Linked DNA regions of Mus musculus: region 2 is linked to region 1. A link is a contact called in ENCODE Hi-C or POLR2A ChIA-PET data. All regions are on one chromosome and are shown on one strand. The core of a region is the stretch at or near the end of the contact, and the rest is flanking DNA. Distances in the headings are between cores, read along the strand shown. Region 1 holds the start of Pyroxd1 (pyridine nucleotide-disulphide oxidoreductase domain 1). Region 2 holds the start of Recql (RecQ protein-like).

The links. A loop is a pair of places that touch in the nucleus more often than their neighbours do. ChIA-PET counts read pairs that join two places held with the same protein, here RNA polymerase II (POLR2A).
Region 2: a loop to region 1 is called in a map of gastrocnemius, with 5 times the contacts of the local background. The contact joins the promoter of Recql here to the promoter of Pyroxd1 in region 1. A Hi-C loop is called at or near these places in 17 of 37 maps with a recorded cell type or tissue (T-helper 1 cell, T-helper 17 cell, adrenal gland and 5 more). POLR2A ChIA-PET finds 5 or more read pairs at or near these places in 1 of 5 experiments (Patski).

What each region holds. Positions count from the first base shown.
Region 1 is chr6:142,344,286-142,346,985 of GRCm38, reverse strand. Pyroxd1 (pyridine nucleotide-disulphide oxidoreductase domain 1) reads right to left here and starts at 1,289. Exons shown (of 12, transcript NM_183165.3): 1 at 1,179-1,289. The coding sequence starts at 1,253.
Region 2 is chr6:142,385,738-142,388,437 of GRCm38, reverse strand. It overlaps Recql (RecQ protein-like), which reads left to right and starts at 1,351. Exons shown (of 15, transcript NM_023042.3): 1 at 1,351-1,416. Golt1b (golgi transport 1B) reads right to left here and starts at 1,195. Exons shown (of 5, transcript NM_025872.4): 1 at 1,069-1,195. The coding sequence starts at 1,093.

The DNA.
Region 1 (2,700 bases), core at 40-2,539:
TGCCTGTCCCATGTCCCTGCTCATGTCCCACGAAGCTCAGCACCCTCAACCCCACGCCCTCAGGCCATACAACAGTCCTGTGACTCAACCTATTTGAATGTCCTATATCTGACCACTCTCTGCCTTTGTTTCCTCTTCATATTCTGTAATCTATCTTGTACATTTCTTGTTGGATCAAGTTCTCAAAACTTAATACTCCTGAGAACTATCTACAGGTTAGCTTCCTGCTTCACACAGCTGTCGACCATTTGCCCTTAACACACACACTGTAGCTAATCAAATTTACAAAGCTTTCACCCCTAACTCGAAACCATCTATTTGCAGACTTTCATTAAACACAGCAAGTCGTATCAACCTATGTGGTCTGAACTCTGGCAGTCTTCCTTGCTTCTGTCTCTTATCAGCTTCTCTGCTTGCAATTTAAGTCATGCTTTCTTCCCATGAAGGCTACACTGTGGAGTATGTTTTTCTTCTCTATTTGGTAATCTTTACACATTAAGAGAAGTTAATTACCCCTTACCTTAATTCACTCCTACCAGTAACTCCTAAGATTAAGGTAACACAGTGATGACGTGACTTGGAATATGAACTCTTTGATGGATAAACAGGAGCTGCACCACCCAAGTTTAACAACTCAAAAAACACTTCCTGCTACTATTTCTGGTGACTTCAGCGGTTGGTGATCGCAACAAAATAGTTCTTTTCTGTAATACGCACATGTAAACACATCTGATTCATTTGTTTATCATGATTAGAATTTCCTCATCTGTAGTCCTTTGCCCCAAACTTCTGCTAGACATGAAATTTTATCTTTGGAGTTCAAGGTAACGTTGAAATTATTTATTAACGTCGTGGCACTTATCAAGAAACTAAATTTCATGTGTGAAGGAAATCTGAAAAGTGGGAGAATTTTCTGTCCAAACGCCAAGGTCTCCTGCCCACTGGCACACTATTCCACCCGGAGTCTGGTTCGATTTTGGATTCCTAGCTAATTAGGCACTGTCTACTCCTGGCCCCAAACGCTACAACGGGGCTCTGCGCAGCCTCCCCACCAGCGGCGCCGCCGAGTGGGCGTGGGGAAAAGCCGGAAGAGCGACCCGCGAAGCGGTGCCGCCCGCCGCAATCTCCCGTAACCACGACAACAGGGTCCAGAAGGGGCGGAGCACGCGCCCACGAACCTGCTCGGCACACGTGACGCCAGCGATGCCACCTCCTACCACCACGAATGTCCCTGCCGGTCGCGGGGCCTCCATAGTTCCCCGGGGGCTGGCGGCAGACTGAACACTGGTGAAAGTTCCAGCTATTTTCTACCCGGAAGAGACGCTGCCCACAAATCACTTCCGGCGCTCGGGCCATTGACATTGGACTACGGGTGCCCGGAAGCTCACACTTAGTCCGTATGAGTATTTCCCACGTGTTTTGCGTTTGAAAATCTGGAGGCAGACTTTCCGGCTGTTACCACGCCCACATCTTGAACTCTGGTTGCCCCTGCCTTAGGGGACTTTCATGCGAGCCTCTTCTTATTCTGTAGGGGAAGAACTCGAATCCTCTGGAATAGTCTCGATTGCTGCCCTTCACATAGCAATGGGATATTGTGAAAACTCATTCTTTTTGTTTTTGTTTTTGTTTTTTGCGAGACAGGGTTTCTCTGTATAGCCCTGGCTGTCCTGGAACTCACTTTGTAGACCAGGCTGGCCTCGAACTCAGAAATCCGCCTGCCTCTGCCTCCCGAGTCCTGGGATTAAAGGCGTGCGCCACCATGCCCGGCCTTTGAAAACTCATTCTTTATGACATCTTTATGACAATCAAATACTGTTGAATAGTTGAAGAAGTTAGCCTCTAACTTCCAATTCTGAGCTCAGTAAAAATGTACAGGTGCAAAAACATAGCATTTCTTAACAGTTATAGTTTCCTAGTGTTCATTTGCCTGAGGAATGGCGTTCAGAAATGGCTGAGTTGTTTTCACCTCTTTCCTCTGCAGTATCCTCTCTTACCTTGCTGTTAATCTTTGTGCCCTTGTGGATTGTCTCGCTTGGCGGTTTGATTTTAATATTAAGGCCTTTTTTAATCGTCTCTGTCTAACACTGGTATTTATTGATGCCTCTTTAATTCTTTAAACTCTGAGGATGGCCAATCTGGGTAACAGGGACTCTATATCTCATTATAGATATACACTGCTTCATCGTTTTACAGGAGACCATTTGCTCCTCAGCTTTGAATGACACCGCTGCTTTCTTTCTTTTCTTAGCACACACAACGTCAGCTTTTTGCAACTCCTTTCCCTCAATAAGCTGCCGCTCCTCATCAATAACTTTAATAACTGTAAAATGGAGAAAGGAGTTGCCTCTATGTAGCCCAAAAACATCTTATGAGTTTAAACCTACCCTGCTTTACTTCATCCCAACTACACCAAAGTCGTAAGCTCCTTGACACGACCCCAGCTACTATTTCTGGTGACTTCAGTGGTTGGTGATCTCAGTAAAATAGTTCTATTTGTAATACCCACATGTAAACACACCTGATTCATTTGTTTATCATAGTTAGAACTTCTGTTGGACATGTTACTCATCAACATAAATAGAAATATTAACTAATATTCAAACTGTATCCATTCACCATTTGCTGTTTTACTTTAGAACATAAAAAAAAAACAATAACAAAACAGTGAAGGGATGGTCAAGAATAAAAAGAATAAGTAGG
Region 2 (2,700 bases), core at 102-2,601, 41 kb before region 1:
GACACTCCAGTGTGCCACAACTTGAATCTAAATCTTCAAACTCCACTTGAGAATAACTTCAAGGAAGGTTTTTGTTTCACTTCAGTGGGATGTTAGAATCTTGAAAAGCTAAGGTGAATATAGTTTGAAGAAACAAAGTTCATGGTAATGAGCAAAAGTGAGGCAAAAAGAGGTCATACCCATAAAGATATCTTTAAAAAGTAACCAGCTTGGGTAGAATTTATAAATAGAAAAATAATTAAGATTGATAAGAAAACATAGAAAAATGAAGTCACAGAGAAAACGATGGAGATAGGGATAACGCTCTGCTAGTCTGCAGAAACATTTGGCTGAGATGCTCTAATCTCTGGGGCTACAAAAAAAAAAAAAAAGGCAAGACTGAAGACTGCAAAGCTGGTCAGAATGATGAGATAGGCAGAAACAGGATGCTAAAATAGAACACGCCACGAAGTACAGAATACAACACTAATAAAGAAATCCTTTCCCAGTACAGACAGGCAGAGTCCTTCATGCTTGTAATCTCATAACTTTAGAGACCGGGGCAGGATTACAAGTGGGAAGGCTAGCACTGACACAATGAGCGCAAGGCCAGCCTCGTTAACCTACAGTGTGATCCTGGCTCCTAACCCAGAAATCTAAACCATCGAAGTCAATGCTCAGAGCACAAAGTGACTTTTTAACATTAGTAAACTTGGTTGAAACTTAAACGAGCGGAAAACCGAAGTCCTTGTTAAGGGAATTTTGGGTAGGTAGGTAACAGTGGAGTCTGATCACGGCTCTCTACGCCCCCAGCCCACCCCAGCCTTGCAGGCGCTCCGCGCGGGCGGACAGTCCCATTCCCGCCACCCCGGAAACTTGGTCCGACGGCTGTTCCGTGGGACAGAGCACGGGTGCCACCGGGGCGAAGGCGGCGGCGGCACTTGGGCCGAGGCAGGTCGGCGGTCCTCCCGTCACGGCCCCCTCCCTCCCGCGGGCCGCCGCCCCACGCGCGCTCGCTCCATTCATTGCGGGGCGGAGCAGAGGCTGAGGCGGGAGCACCGGCCAACGCTGGGGCCCGGCAGCGCTTACTCTGCGTATCCGTGAGGGAGATCATGGTGGCGGCGGCGAGGACCGCGGTGCTTCGGGGCCCACGCTGCGAAGCCTGGTCCGGAGAAGAGCCTCGGCGACGCCGCCCGGGCCCGAGCCGCCACGTCTTCCGGAAACACGCAGCCGCCGCCGCCGGGCCGCAAGGCCGCGCTCCATTGGCTGCAGCGAGACCAATAGCACGCGCTCTTGTTCGGATGTGCACCCGGACGCCGCACCACGCAGCCAATCAGAGAAGGCAATGGCTTGTGATTGGTGGAGGGGGCTGATCCGGAAGGGTGGGCGCTGCATGCCGGGCGGCGGGAAGGTTTTTACGCGCGGAGCGGCTGACAGGTTCGTGGTGGTGCCGGTTCCGGCGCGTGGGTCCGCGGCTGTCTGCTGGGCGGATAGGAGCTGGGCGTCGTCTCTGCCATCGCTTTCAGGAGCCCTGGTCGCCGCAGCTTGCGCTTCTGCCTCGTCTGTGGAGCCGGCGGGGTGGAGGGATGCGCTCAGGGTTAGCGTGCGTTTTCCTTCCGCACTGATGACAGTGGACCTGGTTCACGTTTTTTGACTGACAGACCTCTTTGTAACTTAGTTCTTGGATATATTTCGTGCTACGCTATGTTTTGCTGTGAAGTTGCCTAATTTAGGCAAGGGGTAGGTTATTGGCAGCAAAGTCCAAAAATATATATATATTTGAAGTAGTGGCAGGAAATGAACTTAGACCGAATCTCTCCTAAGCGAAGAGAAAGCGCCTGTTTTTAGGTTCCGGAAAAGGCATTTTTTTTTTTCTAGGCTGTTTACAAAAGTGAAGAGATTCAGGCTCTGCCATGATACAGGACCTTAGAGTCCATGGGCAGAATAGTATCAGTCTAGGAAGTGATAAGGAGATGTTCTCATACGTGAGGAAGGAGGAGTCTTGATTTAAACCCATCCTTAAATGTCCGTTAGTTTTGTCCTTACTCTTTAATCAGGGCTTATCTGTCTTAACAGCCATGCACAGGAAGGGTACAAATTCGATAAAGGAAACAGTTCAAGTGAGAATAGGCGGGTGCAGAATCTGTCTTTGGAGAGCACTCTTAGGTTTAGCAAATATAAAATTAAGCAATATATAACACACTTTCAAACGTTTGTTTTTTGCTTTTATGTAATGGTGACAGATTGTCATTGATTGAGCAAAAAAGTTGTTCACAACAGTTCATGAACACAATGAGGTCCTTGGCCCCTAACACAGAAAACTAAAACACCACCCCAAAAAAAAGCCTGTGTTCTGAGTACGAATGACTTTAAAATTAGCAAACTGTTGAAACTTAAATAGGCAGAAAACCTAAGTTCTTCCAAGGGAATTTTGGGCAGGTTACACGTCTACCCAAATAATTACTAAAAATACAAAATTAAGCAAAATATAACATGCTTTCTAATTTTGTTTTTATGTAATGGTAACAGATTGTCATTGAGCAAACATAACAGTTTGGGGAGTTAAATGTTCAGGCCAAGTTTTAATCTTTAAATTTTAATATAAGTCATGTTTCCTTCCACTTGTAACTGTCCCAGATTCTTTTAAGCCAAAAGAGTACTAGTGTGTACCTCACCCCCCCTCTGCAAGTGAGCAAATTTTATAGAGAAATGGAGTAAGCT